Regions from separate parts of the Homo sapiens genome. Here region 1 is linked to region 2. Evidence: chromatin loops called from intact Hi-C (ENCODE). Cell type or tissue: gastrocnemius medialis. All regions are shown on one strand. Each heading gives the region's core, and the rest is flanking DNA. Links, peaks and the distances in the headings are about the cores only.

The links. Hi-C counts contacts between places; a loop is a spot of excess contacts. Peaks named below come from ENCODE experiments on the same cell type or tissue, not always from the same donor. Only the 100,000 strongest peaks of a DNase experiment are listed, where the experiment ranks them.
Region 1: it touches region 2 in a loop (4-fold over the local background); 91 of 110 quality-filtered maps call a loop at or near these places.

The regions. Positions count from the first base shown.
Region 1 is chr10:71,692,819-71,700,818 of GRCh38, forward strand. It overlaps CDH23 (cadherin related 23), which reads left to right. Exons shown (of 70, transcript NM_022124.6): 21 at 1,329-1,441; 22 at 2,600-2,707. Among named protein-coding and RNA genes, the nearest start is that of C10orf105, 23 kb to the right of the region's middle. RefSeq lists enhancers at 1,235-1,304, 7,878-8,000. In gastrocnemius medialis, for the core only: a CTCF peak has its summit at 4,083 (motif pointing left); a DNase peak (open chromatin) is centred at 1,973; H3K27ac peaks cover 2,400 bases.
Region 2 is chr10:71,380,166-71,390,327 of GRCh38, forward strand. It overlaps a transcript of SLC29A3 not described here. Among named protein-coding and RNA genes, the nearest start is that of CDH23, 12 kb to the right of the region's middle. In gastrocnemius medialis, for the core only: CTCF peaks have their summits at 4,231 (motif pointing right) and 4,434; a DNase peak (open chromatin) is centred at 4,246; H3K27me3 peaks cover 293 bases.

The DNA of each region.
Region 1 (8,000 bases), core at 1-8,000, 310 kb after region 2:
GGGGATAAAAAGATGGATAGCACACAGGCCCTGCCCGTGGAGAATGCTCACGGTCCATTGGAAGAAAACAGTCATTTTCTGAGTGTTGGGAGCCTCACCTAGAATTACTGTAGCCTCACAACGGCTCTGCATGGAAGTCACACTAATCTCCATTTTATAGATGAGAAAACTGAAGCTTCAAAGAATTAAAATTCTCCAAGGCCAAGCGTCTGGGAAGGGCCATAATCAGAATTCAAATCCACATCTCACATCTTCACCACGTGGGTGCTCTCCCATGGCTGATGCAAGATAGTAAATGGCCTGGCTGCTGTGATTGCTGAAGTCTGCTGGGACTGGCTCACCCTGCTCCCAAGAGCTAGCGAGGCACTCAATTGTGAACTCCATATTCAATACCACCAAGTTGGTAGCTTAAAATGGGCCCTGGTGGGGCTATTTACACCAAGGAAATTGGCAAATGCCTTTTTTTTTTTTTATTTTGGGGAGCCAGTTGTCAAACATTTACCAGCACGCCACTATCAGGGTGATGTTTGCATTTCAGTTACACCAAAATACAAAGAAAGACCAAATACAGGCGAACAAGAAATGTTGTTTAATTGTTCAGATTTAGCACACTAAAACAACTCGAGGCAATGTAATTATGCTCTTCACAATGTAATTAGGAAATTATTTTATAACTATTAATTATCAATGCACGATAAGGTTGGATAGGTTGAACTGTCCAGTAATGAGTCACAAGTTAGACGCATGTGAACACCCGGTGTTTTTATTTCCTGTCATTGTATTTCTGTGACTGTATAAATAAACAGTGCCTGGCACTGTTCTAAGATTTCCATGATCTTAATTAAATTAACCCCACAATAGCCCTATGAGGTAGTTCCTATTATGGTTCCCTTTGGACCCTATGAGGAAACTGAGGCACAGAGGATTGAAGTAACTAGCTCCAGGTGAGAAAGCCAGTAAGATAATGTCAAAAGTCTAAACAAGAGGTGATCTGTGACTGAGCTTAAGGCCTAATGGCCCTCCTGCCCTGTTCTCCAGCCCCTAACCCCGAGAATCAGCCTAGATTTTCCCACATCTGCAAATATTTCCTCCTCATGGGGTTATGTTGCCCAGCCCTGGGGAACCAGCTCCCAAGGCACAGGAGCTCTCCCGTCTCCCACTGTGAGCACCAGCTCAGGAACACATCCAGGCCGCCAGATCATGGTAGCTTGCTAACATTTCTCGTGCAAGTTCTCACCCTCTCTCCTTCCCTCGCTCTCTCTCTTCTTCCCTCCCTCTCTCCCTGGCCCACCCAAACCCTCTCACGCACCCACTTCTCTCTCTGGCAGGGGAAATCACCACCACGTCTCTGCTTGACCGAGAGACCAAGTCTGAATACATCCTCATCGTTCGCGCAGTGGACGGGGGTGTGGGCCACAACCAGAAAACTGGCATCGCCACCGTGAGTGCGCTCCCCTCCCGTGCCCCAGCTCCCCCTCGCCGGCCAGGCTGCTGCTCCCTGCTTGTACCTCTGGACCCCCGTGTCCTGAGCCAGTGTGAGGCTTTGTGAGAATGAGCAAGGGGGCGAAAATGAACCCATCAGCAGCAGAGGTCAGCCCCCGGGGCCACCACAGCTGTGGGGAAGAAAGGCATCACCACCAGGAATGTAGGGGCACTTGGGAGGAGCAAAATGAAATACTTTCTCTCCTGCCCCTAAAAATCCAGGAGGGCAGGTGGCAGAAGGCATGAGCCCCATAGGCCCCTCCTTGCCTTGGTGCCTGTCAACAAAGCAGAAGCAGGCATTCCTGCGAGGAAGAGCAGCTCAGAGCAGGAAGCAGGGCCCTGGAGGGTCCCTGGGGGCTTGTTCTCCCCCATCTAATGTGCCCCAGAGAGTAGAAAGCTAGAGGAACGAAACGTGGGGGCCTCGAATGAGCTCTCGGCTGCAGAAGTGAAAGGGGAAGTGAGAAGCCCTCTGTGGGAGAGGAAGCGGGAGGACCAGCTGACAGTCACTCCAGCCACCTCCCCTCTTTGTTCCCCATTCGGTTTCTTTGGCTCACCCTCAAAACTGTGGCCCTCACCCAGTCTGCAGCAGCCACCCCATCCTTACCCAGCCAGAGAGGCTGGAGACGGTATCGCGTGGCCAGGGATTTGATGGAAAAATCCCCAGTGCCCTACTCTGTCAAGGGAGGCTCCTACTAATAGGAATCAGAGCCCTATAAATAATGTACCTGGTGGCAGGTGAGCAGGGAAATTGCTTGGCTTGTAGCTGAGACGGGGAGGCTCAAGGGATTCTATTAGATCCCCCACCCTGTCAGTCACCTTCAGCCAAGACTGGAGGCAGGGATGGGGGAAGCCCCAGGTCACAGCAAGGATTTCAGGGCTTATCACATCCATTCCACTGCCTCCTGATGGGACAACACTGGAACTCTCTCTCCTGAAGCGGCCTGGCTCCTTCCTGCCCTCGAAAGCCCAGGCTCTGCCCAAGGCTCCCAAGGTTGGTGGAGCTGGCAGAATTAATGCGAAGATTGCCCGTGGGCATCTGAGCACTTTTCCCCTGGCAGGCCCTGCCCTGGCCCATCTCAGCTGGGTGTGTCTCCCAGCGCCCCTTATGGCTTCACAGGTAAACATCACCCTCCTGGACATCAATGACAACCACCCCACGTGGAAGGACGCACCCTACTACATCAACCTGGTGGAGATGACCCCTCCAGACTCTGATGTGACCACGGTAGGTGGTGGCAGAGCAGCAGAACTGCCAGGCGGCCCTTCCCAGGGGTCTGTGCCCCTCCCACTGCGATTCCAGGGGGCCTTCCCCTATGGGGCTGGTGGACTCTGTGTCCCTCTGAGCTGGCTCTTGCAATAGAGTTCTAGCGGTTCTCCTGCATGGTGAAAGGCAGTCAGAGGTCAAGGGAAAGCCCTCATCCGGCCTCCAGTGTCAGTAGGCCTCAGGCTTTGTCAAAGGGAGCTTCAGGCAGCCCAGGGACAGTGGCAGGGGAGCTCTGGCCGGTTCCGCTTGTGAGCCACACGTGCCCTTAGAGCCCAGGACTCTGGCCACCCCCTCTGGAGAGCTCCCACCCCTACACTGCACAAGCCCCAGCTCCACCCCAGCACCTGTCTTTCACTGCTGTGCCCCTGCAGTCATCCATCTGGGTCACCTCCCCCACGGGCTGGCCCCCACGGCTGCCCAGCAGGGGTTTTGTTCACCTCAGGAATTTTCTGGCACAGGTTTGCCAGGTTTGCACAGGCCCCTGTGTGTGTTGTGTGCTCATGTGCAGGAATGTGCACAATTCAGGGTGCAGAGGGGAGACACGGTCAAAGCCAGGGCATCTCCAGCGGAGACCAGAATCCTGGGGAAACTGAGGAAGCCCAGGTCCCACCCCCACACCATCTGCTCTGCTGGGAGGTCCACATTTTTCAGCCTTCTCCTCCCCCACCCTGTACACCACGTGGCCTTACTTGAGGAGGCTTGTCCCCACATGAACATCCCCACTGCCACCCACCCAGCCCTGTGGGGGACATGAATCCTGGCAATTGACTGAACACCTGGGATGTGCTCTGAGCCTCCCCTGAGGGCTTCTCAGGAACTCTCTCCTCCTCACTGTAATCTCACAAGGCAGAGGGATTCCGTTGCCACTGCACTGTGGAGGAGACAGACTTAGAGCTTAAAGGCTTGCCCAAGGTCCCAAAGCTAGTAAAGGGTGCGGTCAGGACTCGAACCCTGGTCTGTCTGACTTGGAGACAAGGGATTAGAAACCACCTGGCCCAGTCCTTATTCCTCTGGGAGGGGGCACCCACACACCAGCTGACAGCCAGTCAGTGAACAATGTGGAAAGGAAGATAGGCATGACGGCCAATCCTTCCCTCCCTCTTTGTCCTTCCTTCCAGGTTGACCTCCTCTCCCATCCAGAGCCACTGCCAAGTATGGCTCTGGCACTGGAATAGGCACAGTGGAATAGGGCAGAGGTGAGGGATCTGGAATCTGCGATTTTTTTCAAAGCCCCGTAGAGGAATTCCTTCCAGCCCAGGGCCAGGTTTAGAAACCAGGACCCTCGCCCTTTGACACAGCTCTCTAGGCTCTTTGGTGGGTGCTCTCTGCTGCCGCCTTGTGGGCACTGCACTGGCCCAGGGTAACCTCCTCCCCACCCCAGCCAGGGATTCCAAGAGCTGGGGCTGGATCTCACCTCTGAACACCTTCTGGTCAACCCTCACCTTTCCCTTAGGTTTTTGGGAAATTCCTCCCAAAGGGGATTGAGGGGCAGGTGAGGAAGGTTGCTCTGGGAAAAGGGGGCTGCACAGGACACCAGCCTGGATTGCCGTTATCAAATAGTACACCCGGCAGACAAGGCGTGGGTGTGCCAGGTGAGGACTGCACACAGTCTTGGGCATCTGCAAGCTTTGGTCCCCCCGCCCTTCACCAGGTCTCCTGCCCTCCACATGTCCTTCTGAGCCATGAGCAGGCATGGACAATGGACCAAGGACCTGCTGCCCAGTGCCTCCTCACTTTCCAGGAAATCCACGAGCTATCAGGGAATGCCTACTGCATGCCAGGCCCCACGCTTGTCAGGCTGAGGGTACAGGAAGCAACACCAGGCCAGGTGCAGTGGCTCACGCCTGTAATCTCAGCACTTTGGGAGGCCAAGGCAGGCAGATCGCTTGAGCCCAGGAGTTTGAGACCAGTATGGGCAACATAGTAAGATCCCCACCCCCTTTATAAAATTTTTTTTAAGTAGCCAGGTGTGGTGGTGCACACCTGTGGTCCCAGATACTCAGGAGGCTAAGGCAAGATGATTTTTGAGCCTGGATGATAGAAGCTGCAGTGAGCCAAGATCACACCACTGCACTCCAGCCTGAGTGACAGAGTGAGACCCTGTCTCAAAAAAAAAAAGGAAGCTCCCGCCCTGCCTGCCTTTGGGGAGTGTCATGTCACTCTTCTATTCAAACCCCAGTGGTTCCCATCTCACCCTGTGCAAAAGCCAGAGCCCTTGCCAGACCTACAAAACCCGCAGGGTCTGCCCCATTGTCACCCCTGAGGAGTCAGCCGCATCATCCCTATCTGTAGTACAGAGCGGGTGTGGCTGTTCCACCGCTGGCGTCAGGTGGGCACAGGCTGGAGATTTTTGGTGCCCCAGGGTAGTATTTGAGACCTGAAAAATAAATGTGATGACCTGAAAGTTCAAAGATAAAAGGGCAAAATCAAAATTAAAACTTGTTATATGAAACATCTATCAGATGAAAGATGGCAGCTTTAGTAACTATGAAATTTAGTGTTTGTGAAAATTTCATTACATTCGAGGACAAATTGGAGGTTAGATTTTTCTAGAATTCTTGAAAATTTTCCAGAATTTTCTGGAATTCCCAGTTACGTATGATGATTGCCAGGAAATCAGAAATCAAGAAGCTTATATGTTAGTCAAGTTTGTCATAGCCAAATATTTTGAAAAGGAAGTTATAAAAATTATTTCCAATTTTATAGCCATAAAATGTATATATGCATACATATGTATATACATGGGTATGTCTCATTACCTTGGAGAGGACCCCCTGGAGACTTCTAGGGCCTCACAGTGCCCCAGGTTGAGGTAGGGTCTGTGGCCAAAGTGTGAGGTGAGGTGGCTACAGAGGGAATAGCTAACAGAGTTTCAGGTGACAGAAGGAGGAGGTGATATTTGAACAGGGGCTGGCCCACCACCTGACTCATCTCCCACCCCACCCTTCCCACACCCACCGCACACACCCACGCCCACAACCACCACCCATCCCCAACACACAGGCCTTTCGTTTCCCTGCACCCACTCAACTCTCCCCCAGCTCAGAGCCTTTGCACGAGCCCTTTCCTCCCTGACCCCTGCTCTTTTCATAGGTAGCTCATTCTGTTTCATCTGTCCCAGCTTAAAACGTCAGCTGTCTTAGAGAGGCCCTGCCTGACTACTGTCTAAAGTAGCTCTGACCCCTCTCCAAATTCTGTTTCCTGCAGAGCTGGACCCACAATCTGTGCTTATTTGTTTTGTAGGCTATTTGCTTATTAAGAGGCACGTGGTTTAGTGATTAAGCAGGCAGCCTCTGGTACCAAAATGCCCAAGTTCTCACTCTAGCTACACCACTTACCAGCTGTGTGACCTTGGGCAAGTTGCTTAACCTCTCTGTGCTCCAGTTCTTCTCATCTAAAAAATAGGGCTAGTAAGAGTCCCCACCCGATAGAACTGTGATCAGCGCTTACTGAGCCAAGACATAGGAAGCACTGGCACATGGGGAGTGGTCGGTAAATGGTAGCTGTCACCATCATCACTATCATTACCATCATCTGCTTCCTTTGCTGGAATCGCACTTGTCTTGTTCACTGTCAAACCATACTGCCTAGCACAGTTCCAGGCACATTGTAGGTGTTCAAAATATTTCAAAATATGTGTTGTTGAGGACTGATACAGCTGGTGAATATCTTACCTTTCCTTTCCCCTACCCCCTAGCTCAGCCAGGAGGTGGCTGGGTCTTCCTTGTCGGAGGTAGACTAGGGCGTATGGCCCAAGACTCTCTCAAGAGCCCTCTCTAGACATGGCATGGGCCACAGCACCTGGAGTCGGAGGCACAAGGCAACCCCAGTGATTTTCAGAGCTTGCATGCAGACAAGTGTCTTCCCACATGTGGCTTCATTTGGGTGCATTTGGAATTGGTGCAGTGTGTGCATCTGCATGCACTGGGTATGGCCTGGCATGCAGGCACTGAGGATGTCCACCTGCACTGGTGTGCGCTGGCGGAGTGGCCGTCTCTCTGTCTGCAAGGGAGATTTTGGTCCCACTCTTCTTCCTGGCTCCTGCAGCTGCCTTCAAGGACCTGGCTGATGGGCATTGATTTAGAGCCTTTCAAAGCCCTCCAGCAAAATAAAGGAGAGGGGAGAAGGAGAGAATTATTCCCCATCAGGCTAGGAGAAAAATGACGGGCGTGAAATGGGAAATAAATGAGGGGAAAGTGGTGAGATTCTACAAAATCGCCCAGCAGGGAGCCTGCAGGAGAGGTCACAGCCCTCCACCCTCTCCTGTACTCCCAACCTGCCCTGTGACCAGAGAGTGGGTCAAGAGACCCAAAACCATTGCCCATGCCCTGACCAGGATCACTTGGAAGCAGCTACCCTGGCACTCTCTGGCATGGTAGGGGCAGGAAGAGGGAATGGAAGAGGAGAAACCACCCACCATGTGAAATGTATCTCAGCCTGTTCAGCAACAGGCCTGGCCTGGAACAAGTGATTTAGCTGCTCTCTTCCTCAGTTTCCCCATCCAGAAAAATAAAATAGGGAGAAAATCATCTCTCCCCCAGGCTGGGTGCGGTCGCTCACACCTGTAATCCTAGCACTTTGGGAGGCCGAGGCGGGAGGATCACTTGAGGTCAAGAGTTTGAGACCAACCTGGCCAACATGGTAAAACCTTGTCTCTATTAAAAATACAAAAATTAGCCAGGCGTGATGGCTTTTGCCTGTAATCCCAGCTACTCGGGAGGCTGAGGTGGGAGGATCACTTGAACCCCAGAAGTGGAGATTACAGTGAGCCGAGATTGCACCACTGCACTCCAGCCTGGGTGATGGAGCAAGACTTCGTCTCAAAGAAAAAAAAATTCTCCCTTTTCAAACTGTTGAGAGAAGCATTGTAGAAACACAAGGAATGCTGGTCTTCTATGTCCATCTGTGAAACGACTTGGCCTGTTTTAAATTATGCCTGGAGTACCTAAGAGCCCTATCTCCTGTTTGCAAAATGGGGGTGTTGGGCTTCCCTTTATGGAGGCTAGGGAAACTGAGGCAATGTGCCCACAGCAAGATAAGGACACCTCAGACCTGGAAGGCAGGGACCTCCCCTCCTCTACCCTTTGGTGCTGCGAGGCTGGGAAGGGAGAGGAGGGCCGAGCAGTCCCTGGTGGGAGTGGGGGCTGCCCCCACCTCTCTGAAGGAGAAGCCTGCCTAGGGTGCCACAGCATTCAGCCCTCCATCAGCCTCTCTCTCCCCGGCCTCCCCAGGACCCATGGACAGGGGCAGATGG
Region 2 (10,162 bases), core at 1,208-9,207:
CCTCACCCCACGGCTTTTACACTTAAGAGGAATGGCCCTGCCTTCTCTGGGCCCACAGCTCCTGTGGCTTGAGGTTCCAGCCGTCTTGTTAACAATTTTTCTCCCTGCGATGTAGGAATGATGGCTGTGTTAACAGGTCGGGGGGCGGTTGGGGAGACACTAACAAGATGATAAACCTTGGTATTTGGCTCTGCTGCTGACTTTGAGCGAGTCCTTTTTTACCTCTCAGAGCCTTATTTTTCTCATCTGTAAAGTGGGGAGTCCTGCTCCCCTCCCCTGAGGTTGTTCTAATGAGGCCGTGCTCATAGTAGGTAAATAATGTACACACACAACATGGGCATGCACAGCGATGGGTGCAGGTTGCAATTGGGACTTCCCTCTGTTCCCTCCATCACAATTGATGAGGGACTTTGGGGCTGATCTTGACTTCTCCAGGATCCTGGTCTCCCAGTAGGTTGCTAGTGATGCTCAAAAGGTAGGGGTCTCTCCCCAGGACACTGCCAGCCTGCCCTTCTGGGAGGAAGGAGACAGAAAGGGTTACTTTGGCAATCACGAGGCTTAAGGATGCCCCAATGCTTCACCCTGTCCCAAACCGACCCCCTACTCCCACCCCCAAGTCTAAAGTGGGTCCCTCTACAATAATCTCTCATCACGCCATTCATTCTTCCTTTGTGGCACTTATTATAAGTGCTAATTATTTATCAATATTTGTTTTTTTAAACAAAACTTTATTATGAAAAGTTTCCAACATTTACCAGAAAAACCCAAAACAGAACAGTATCACAGACTCCATATACCTATCACCCAGCTTCAACAATGATCAACTCGAGGTCAATCTTGTTTTATCTCTACCCCTACTCACTCCTGCCTCCTAGTATTAATTTGAGGCAACACATTTGTAAATGTTTTGGTAGGTATTGCTAAAAATAAGGGCTCTTGTATAAAACATAACCACAAATACATGTCATTATACATTTATCCAAACCCACAGAATGTACAACACCAAGAGTGAACCCTAATGTGAGCTATGGACTTGGGGTGATGATGGTGTGTCAGTGCAGGCTCACTACTGTATCAAATGCTCTGCTCTGCTGGGGGATGTTGATACTGTGGCAGGCTGTGCACAACGTGGGGGCAGTCTCTGTACCATCTTCTCAATTTTCCTGTGAACTTAAAACTACTCTAAAAAAGTTAAGTCTTAAAAAATAAAATCAAAAGAGCAAAGCTCCTGTTATTAAATCTAAAAAATGAACAATAATTCTTTGGTATGTGATTATTGTTAAATGTGTATCTCCCTCCACTGGGTTGGGAGCCTCATGAGAGCTTGCGTGAGGCCTACTAGGTCCTTGGTGAGTAATTGTTGGATGGATGGATGGATGGGTGGATGAATGGATGGAAGGATGGATGGATGGAGAAAAGGCAAAGGGAGCTGGGAGCCCACTTTGCTTTCCATGGATGCTGTCTGATCCCTTCAACACTGGGGTGTGATCACTGCCTTGCAGGTCCACAGACTGTCTCATCCTCTTGGATGTGAGCACCACCATGGAGCTGAAAACCTTTCTCAGTTTTTTTCGCTCCTAACCTGCCTTCCACAGAATCAGGCAAGTAGTCGCTAATCCTCTCCTGTTGGCTGCAGCCTGCTCCCACTGTGCAGCTAATTCCACCTTCCAACTTAATCATCATGCTTAGCACTTTCAATAAGGGCTTTTCATCTTCAGAGCACTGCTCAGCCATTAGCTGATTACTGTAATCTGTCCAACTCCCAAGACGTCAACCAGCATGGCAATGAGAGGCTTCCCTTATTCTCTTGGAGACTCAGTTTCCTCATCTGTAAAACTGGGTTAATATACCTAACTGGCATGGTCGGTGTAGGGTTTCAGTAAAATAAAGTCCAGAAAGTGTCTGGCACTGTCCTTTGACACCTAACAAGCCCTCAGTAATTGTTTATTATCTGTTTCCTGTATGGTGCAGAGGTTAACTCTCATTGGAGAGCCCAGAAAAATCTGGATTTGAATCCAGCTTCCTCCGCTTAAAGTTACATTTCCTGAGCCTCAGTTTTCTGATCTCTAAAATGGGGGTGATGGCACTGCCTCAGTTGGCTGAAAGATCAAATGATGTGACATATGTGTGTGATGTGCTGGGCACAATGTGAGTCACCTAGGAAGTCCTTCCTGGAAGGAAATGGAGGCAGGGAAGGAGAAGGAGGCTGTAGTGCTCCTTGGGAAGGTGCTAGATAATTCTTTTCTCCTTTGTCCCTCAAGATGTTTGAGGGGAAGAAAGATGCCTATTGTACTCACCATTACAACCCCAGCCAACTACCCCCTTGCCCAGCTGTGTGCTCAAAAAAATAAGTAAAGGAATTCAGTGTGCTATGGGTGGAACTACATCTCAACAGGACTGGAGAGTTTATAGAAGACTTTCAGATTTTTCTTTATCTCACAACCAGAGAAAGTAAACAGGCCAGGGATTATCCCCACATATTACAGACGAGGAAACTGAGGCTCAGAGAGAATAAACACAAGGCCTGCAAACGTTAAGAGCTAGAGCCACCCCATCCCAATTTGGATGCATCAGGAGACGTGTCTAAGCTTTGCCCTCCAGAGGAGCTAGGCCTCTGTCTCAGCTGGAGTTACAGGTCTTCTTGAGACCTTCTAAAGCTACAAGGATTCTGCCTGCTAGCCCTTCCTCTCACCCTACCTGGTATGGGGCTGTATCCCAGTGCGCCTGTTTTTAGTTACTGAGAATTTCAACATCAGGGCAGCCATGAACAGCTGCTGTGGTTGTAACTGTGCAACTCTAGCAGAGGGATCTCATTCATCATAACAGCAATGAATCAGCAAAGAAGTTAAGTCCTCACCATAAAGTTGGGGGTGACTCTAGGAGGTGATAGAGGGCCCTCTCTATACACTGACTGGGCCTGGGTTAGGAGTCCTGTTCCAGGAACCAGGGCTCCTGGCATTCCCTGAATAGGCAGGGTCTGGCATCAGAGTGGCAGCATCAGGAGGCTGATCTCCGCCCTTCCTAGGGAGAAGCGTAGGAAGGACTTGGGAAGTGAACCGTAAGTTTCAAAATGTGAGGGAGTTAAGGAAAGGGAGCAAGACTCTGAGCTGGGTACTTCACGTGCGTTATTACCTATACTGTATCATATGTAAGCAATAATTTAATCTGATAATAAGACTCTTTGGGGCCGGGTGCAGTGGCTCACACCTGTAATCCCAACATTTTGGGAGGCTGAGGTGAGTGAATCATTTGAGGTCAGGAGTTCAAGAGCAGCCTGGCCAAAGTGGTGAAACCCTGTCTCTACTAAAAATACAAAAATTAGCCAGGCAGTAGTGGCGCACGCCTGTAATCCCAGGTACTGGGGAGGCTGAGGCAAGAGAATCATTTGAGCCTGTGAGGCAGAGGTTGCAGTGAGCTGAGATCATGCCACTGGACTCCAGTCTAGGCGACAGAGTGAGATGCTGTCTCAAAAAAAAAAAAAAAAAAAAGACTCTTTGGATAGGCACCATCAACCCATTTTACAGATGAATTAAATGGGGCACACAAAAGTTAATTAAGTTGCCCAAAGGGTGACACAGCAAGGAAGTGGCACAGGTGGGATTCAAATTCAAGCCTACCTGACTCCAGGCCCCACAATGTTGCCTCTAGTTGTTACCTGCATTTTATAATAAGGAAGGCAGCCAAGGCCCAGAAATGGGCAGTGATTTTCCCAGAGTCACACAGCCAGCTAGTGGCTGGGCAGAGACTGAAACCAACAGTCCAGACTTCCAGTTCCAAAATGAGCCCATAAAAGTACCTGGCCCGTAGGAAATCTTCAAGTCGTATTTGTTTTTTCATTTGTTTTTCATTTTTGTTTTAGAGACAGGATCTCACTCTGTTGCCCAGACTGAAGTGCAGCGACACAAACATGGCTTACTACAGCCTTGACCTCCTGGGTCAGGTGATCCTCCTGCCTCGGCCTCCCAAAGTGCTGGAACTACAGGCATGAGCCACTGCACCCAGCCATCCATTAATATTTGTGATAGAAACAAGGCTAGGGAGAATCCCTGGATGGCTGAGGATAGGGGAGCAGCGGGGAGGAGCAGATGGTAAAGAACAGGCCTTGCTGGAGACCACCAACCTGCTGCTTTTTTCTAGGAGTTGCCCTTTAGCCTTCCCTTCAAAGTAGGGCTTGGGGAGGTGACCCAGAGCTGGGAGGGGTGAGAGGTGTCGTGCAGCACTCGGCCTGCAGGTGGCGCCCCACACTGCAGTTCTGTACTCCCCCAGGGAATGGGAGCCTGCAGGGGATTTTCCTGTGGCTGGGCGGGGTGGGACCAGGGCAGTGGGTCTCTCACCAGCGTTTTCAGGATGCCCCTAGACAACAGCTCCCCTCTCACCCTGGCCGCCTATGCCTGGCTGTGGCTGTGGCAGCAGATGGCTGACAGGGCCCAGATGGGAACTCACACCTCAACTCCTTCCTCCCTGGTCATGCCCTCTGCAGGGCCCTGGGTGAGAAACCTCAGAAGGACTTGAGGTCATCCAGCTGCTTGACCTTGGCCAGTTTACTGAGCCTCTTGGATGCCTACTTTCTTCATCTGTAGAGCAGAAGTGGGTTTTATTTCCAGGGTACTGGGAGGATCAGATGGAACATTTATAAAATGCCTGGCCCAGGCTGGGCATGGTGGCTCACACCTGTAATCCCAGCACTTTGGGAGGCTGAGGTGGGCGGATCACGAGGTCAGGAGTTCGAGACCAGCCTGGCCAACACGGTGAAACTCTGTCTCTACTAAAAATACAAAAATTAGGGCCGGGTGCGGTGGCTTACGCCTGTAATCCCAGCACTTTGGGAGGCCGAGGTGGGTGGATCACCTGAGGTCGGGAGTTCGAGATCAGCCTGGCCAACATGGAGAAACCCGTCTCCACTAAAAATACAAAAATTAGCTAGGTGTAGTGGCACATGCTTGTAATCCCAGCTACTCGGGAGGCTGAGGCAGGAGAATCGCTTGAACCTGAGAGGTGGAGGTTGCAGTGAGCCAAGATCGCACCATTGCACTCCAGCCTGGGCAATAAGAGTGAAACTCCATCTCAAAAAGAAAAAAAAAAAATGCCTGGCCCATTGCAGGCACTCAGCAGACGGGAACTGTCAGGATTATTCCCATGGACAGTGGCTGCCTGTCCTGATGTCACATCTGCCTGGCAGCTATCTCTTCTTAGTCTTTCCCACCTCACAATGGCAATCCATCACACCATGCCTTACCAGTCACCGCCAAGCTCTGTTATCCATGCCCTACAGACCTGGTACTGCCTGGAAGACAATATAGAAGAGCAGTTAAGTGGAAGGCCCCAGTTCTCACCGTCTGTGTGCAAAACCTTGCCTCTGCGCCTTCCTGTGTGGCCTCGGTCGAGCGGCTCCCGTGTTGCAGATTCTTAGTGCTCAACACTACATAGCACAGGCTCCTGGAAGCTAGGTTAGAGCCATGTGACTCACTAGCTCTGGCCAGGGAAATGGGGGAACAGGAGTGACGTGGGCATGTGTCACTCTAGGCCAAGGCAGGTAAGAGACTGTGGATTCCTCTACCCTTTCTTGCCCTGCCACAGTGACCTGTGTGTGGCCAAAGGGCCTTGTGTTTCCATGGTAAAGCACTAAGATAGAAGCACCCTAGATCCCCCAAGCCACTCTCAGAGGAAAGCCACCCCACCAGCATCGTGTTATATATGAGCAAGAAGTAAACTTTTATTGCCACTGAGGCTTCAGGGTTTGTTTATACCACAGTGTAACCTAGGTTAATTTTACGGATGCAGCCTCCCTGTGCCTCAATTTTCTCATCAGTGAAAATGGGGATAACAATAGCACTACTGTCATAGAGTTGTTGTGAGGGTTAAATGAGATCGTGGATGCAACCCTCTTAAGATGTAAAAATCTTAGTTTTTATCATTCTATGGGAAGATACAGAACAGTATGAAATGATCCTACATGCTCAGAGCAAGCGGGGCCCTGGGAACTTGAACTCACATTTCATGTTTAGATGAGGACACCAAGGCTTGGGGCAGAGGAGGGGATGCCTTGTTCAAGGTCATGCAGGCAAATGGTGGGAGAGTCAGGGCTGAATCCTGACTTTCTGAGCCCTGTCCAATGTATTTTCAGACACATTTTGGTCCCTGCCTTCTGGGAGCTCATGATCTAATTGGAAACAAGACAGACATACTGTGGAAAGATCATTCAAGATTCCATGCTATACCCAGATGCGAGAGTCATCCAGACAGTGAGGGTTCTGAGGGCCAGAGGAAGACAAGGACCTGGGGGGTCTGGGAAGTGGGCAGAAAAGGCTTCTGGGAGCTGATGGGATTTGAAGAACGGATTTCAGCAGAGAGGAGGAGTGGGCAGAGGGCAATGGTGGGGGAGACAACAGTATAATCCCAGGCCAGGAGAAAGGGAGGTCAAGGAGCAGAATGGTCCATAGAACAGATAGATCAAAGCATGGTATGTTTAACCAGTTTGAGGGACAAGTAGATTTCTTCCCCTTTTTGACCCCTATTATAAAGAGCACTGCACTAAACACCCCTCTATGTATCTGTGTATTTTGTCAGCTGAGATAGAGGTTTTCTAGAGAAGAGAGGTTGGGTTGTACCTGGAAAGGTATGGTGGTCTGATTTGCAGGAATGGTGTTGTAGGGTTTGGAAGGCTTTTGAATGTGAGTAATACAGAGATGGTTTGACTTAATTTTTCAGGCCAAGACCTCCCAGTTTCAATCATTTGCTTACCATATTTACCAATTTTGGCCTATTCATGTGACAACTATACTGTTAGTGACCCAATTTAAATTTTAATCCCTCACTTTTAAACTCATACATTTATTTTAAAAGACTTTTTATCACCATCATATAATTTAGTTTGTTTGTTTTTTAGACAAAGTCTCGCTCTGTCGCCCAGGCTGGAGTGCATTGGTGAGATCTTGGCTCACTGCAAGCTCTGCCTCCTGGGTTCACACCATTCTCCCACCTCTGCCTCCTGAGTAGCTGGGACTACAGGCGCCTGCCACCACACCTGGCTAATTTTTTTTTTTGTATTTTTAGTAGAGATGGGGTTTCACCGTGTTAGCCAGGATGGTCTCGATCTCCTGACCTCGTGATCAGCCCGTCTCGGCCTCCCAGATTTTTTTAAAAAATAAAAACAATGCTACTTGCAATAAATACAAGATAACTATTGAAATAAATACAATGATAGCAAAACAGTATTATTAAATACAGCCATAATTGCCTGCCAGAGGCAGAGCGGAAGGCCTGATTCCTTCTGGTTCAAGGAAGAGGGATTATCAAGTGTTAAAAGACATAATAGCACAAATTGAGACTTTCTCCTTTGCTTGTTTGTATACGCTAGGACAGAACTGACAGGGGAATAACTTTCTCACCATGCGATTCAAAGAGGTCACCTGAAGAAAGCTTGCATCTGGCAGAAAGTGACTTGTAGACCACACCGAATGGGCATCCTGTCCTCTGAAGACTGTCACCAGAATGACAGCAAGTTCTTTTGTGGGGTAGTTTGACAGCAGTAGGGCCCAGGGATGGAGGACTGGGCCAGATGATCAAAATCTGCCCCTCTTTTTGGTGGACATTAGGTTTTCTTGTGTGGGACTGATGGGTCGGGGTGGGGTGTGGGGGTTCAGAACAAAAGAGAACAGATTTTGCTTACTGTCCCTGACTATAGGTTGTGGAGACTCTAACTCTGGGTCTGCTTCCCAATAAAAGAAGAAAGTGATCTCTGGACATAAAAAAAAAAAAGACACTTTTCTGGGGGCATTACAAGGAGAATGGGAATTGCCTTCTCCCTGCACCATCATCTACAGTCAGGGCGGGCTCCGTGGATGTGTGACCTGCGCTGTCACATAGAGCCCTGTGTTTGGAAGAGCTCAACACTCGGTTTAATGCTCGATTGTTGCCATCATTCCATGGGATACACACTGGCAGACAAAAAGGAGGCAGACCCTCTGGGGACCATTGTGGAAAGAGCTACAGGACATATCTTAAGAGAAAAAAAAAAGTTATAGACAGTATGTGCAGTATGGCTGTATTTGTCAAAACAAAAAATTCTTAAAATTTTAAAAACAAACACACACACACTTCATTATTCCATTTTCCCTCAACTGGCTGGTTAGTGATACGTCCAATTACCACTCTTCTAGGGTTAGCCTGGAGATGGAGCAGACATCCTTGATTTATTCATGTTTACCAGACACTCCCATTTCTACTCGCTTATTGGACAAGGCGAGGACCTCAGAGCATTCTAACTCCATTTACCCCCTTCCTGCTTATGTGCCATTGGATTGCGTATTTTAATTCTCCCTATATATTTTACACATTAGTTTTATTGTTTTATACAGCCAAGATTCATTTGTATTTACCCGTATTTCCCTTTCTATTGCTCTTGTTTCCTTTCTGAATATCCAAGCTTCCATCTGGGACCACTTTCCTTCTGCCTAAAGCATACCCTTTTGTATTTATTTTTATATTTGAGCCATTCATATGGTTCAAAATTCAAAAGTACAGAAGTGTGTCATGATAGATATCTTTCTCTCCTACCCCTGCCCCTAGCCAAAAACTATACATTTCCATATGCACATAGAACATTCCTTGGAAGGAAATACACCAAATTGAGAACAGTGGTTTGTCTACGTGGTCTGTAATGTTCATGGTGATAATGTGTTCATGTCTCCCATATGCAAAGAAAGAGAAAGTCAGAGACAGGCAGCCAGGAGACCCAGTCTCTTCTGATTGACAGCCTCTCACTGTGTCCTGCTGTGCACGCAGTCATTCTGTTATACGTGGCCTCGTTTGATCTTGGCCACAGCCCTGTGGGACATGAGAGGCAGGGTTCCTCAATCCCAAGTCTCCCATTTTCATGAGCACCTACTATGCCGGGTGCCACTTCATAGTTGCCACGTCACTCAGTCCTCACGACAGCTCTGCTAGTATTGTCGCCATTTTACAGATGAGCAAACTGAGGGAAACAAAAGTTAGGTAATCTGCCCAGGAGGCAGAGCCAGGGTTCAAAGCAAATCCCAACAGTCCAACTCCAGAGCCATGTTATCACAAACCCCATTATACAGCTGAGGAAACTGAGACCCACAGAGGTTGAGCCCTAGGCTCAAAGTCACTAAGTCAGTAGTGGCAGAGCAAGAACTCACATCCATAACTTTTGGGGTTAAAATCCACAACCCTCCCCCTACCAATGTTTTTTTTTTTTCTGCACATTAGAATCATCTGAGGAGCTTTCAGAATGCCATGTTCAGATGTTAAGACCAAAAAAATTGGAATCACTGATTCTATTTTTGTGCCCCCCTCATCTTCCAGGAGTTTCTGAAGTGTAGCCAGGGTGAGAACCACTGTCCTTGCCCACAGGAGAAAGGGCTCAGAGTCAGGCTCTTTGGATTTCATTGGATCCGGACTTTGCCTCTCATTAGCTCTGTGACTTTGGGCACACTGCTTTAACAGTTCTGTGCTGCCTCAGTTTTCTCACCTGTCAGTTTGGATAACTGTAGTGTCTTCCTCACGTGAGGATTGAATGAGACCAGCCGTACAAAGACTTGGAACAGCAGCTAGCACAAGATGAGCTTTAAATAAATCTTACCCTTATTATAGTTGTTATAGTTATTATTATTTTTGCTGTGTGCCTTTGCATAGAACCTGTCCCCCTCTGGGCCTCACTCAGGTCCTCTATGTGTGAGCACACTGTGGGGTTTGGACTGCAGGGTCTTGAACAGTGTCTTCCAGCTCTAATGCGCCTTTGTCGCGATCGGCTGGCTGGGTCTCGGGCCTTCTCCACTTGCCCTCATATTTGTGGAAGCTTGCCCTTTCTCGTGAATGCAGAGGCGGCAACAGGCATGTGCTTGGAGAACCAGAGACCACTTCTGTGGGACGAGTCCAGCCTGTGGTTATGGTATTGATCTTCTCACAGCCAGGATGTGCTGGGCTGTGCAGAGTGGAATTGCCCACTGAGGGGTGGTGGCTGACAAGGTGCCAGCTGCCCCAGAGAGAGGCAGAGGGCCCTGGACGGAGAGTGCCTTGGAGAGGCAGGGCGGGGGCCGAGGCAGAGCTGGGGCTCATGCCCACTTCCTACCAGTGCCCAGGGCACTTGGTGCCAGTCCTTGCCACCAAGTGCCATTCTGCACCAATGCATAATTCATGC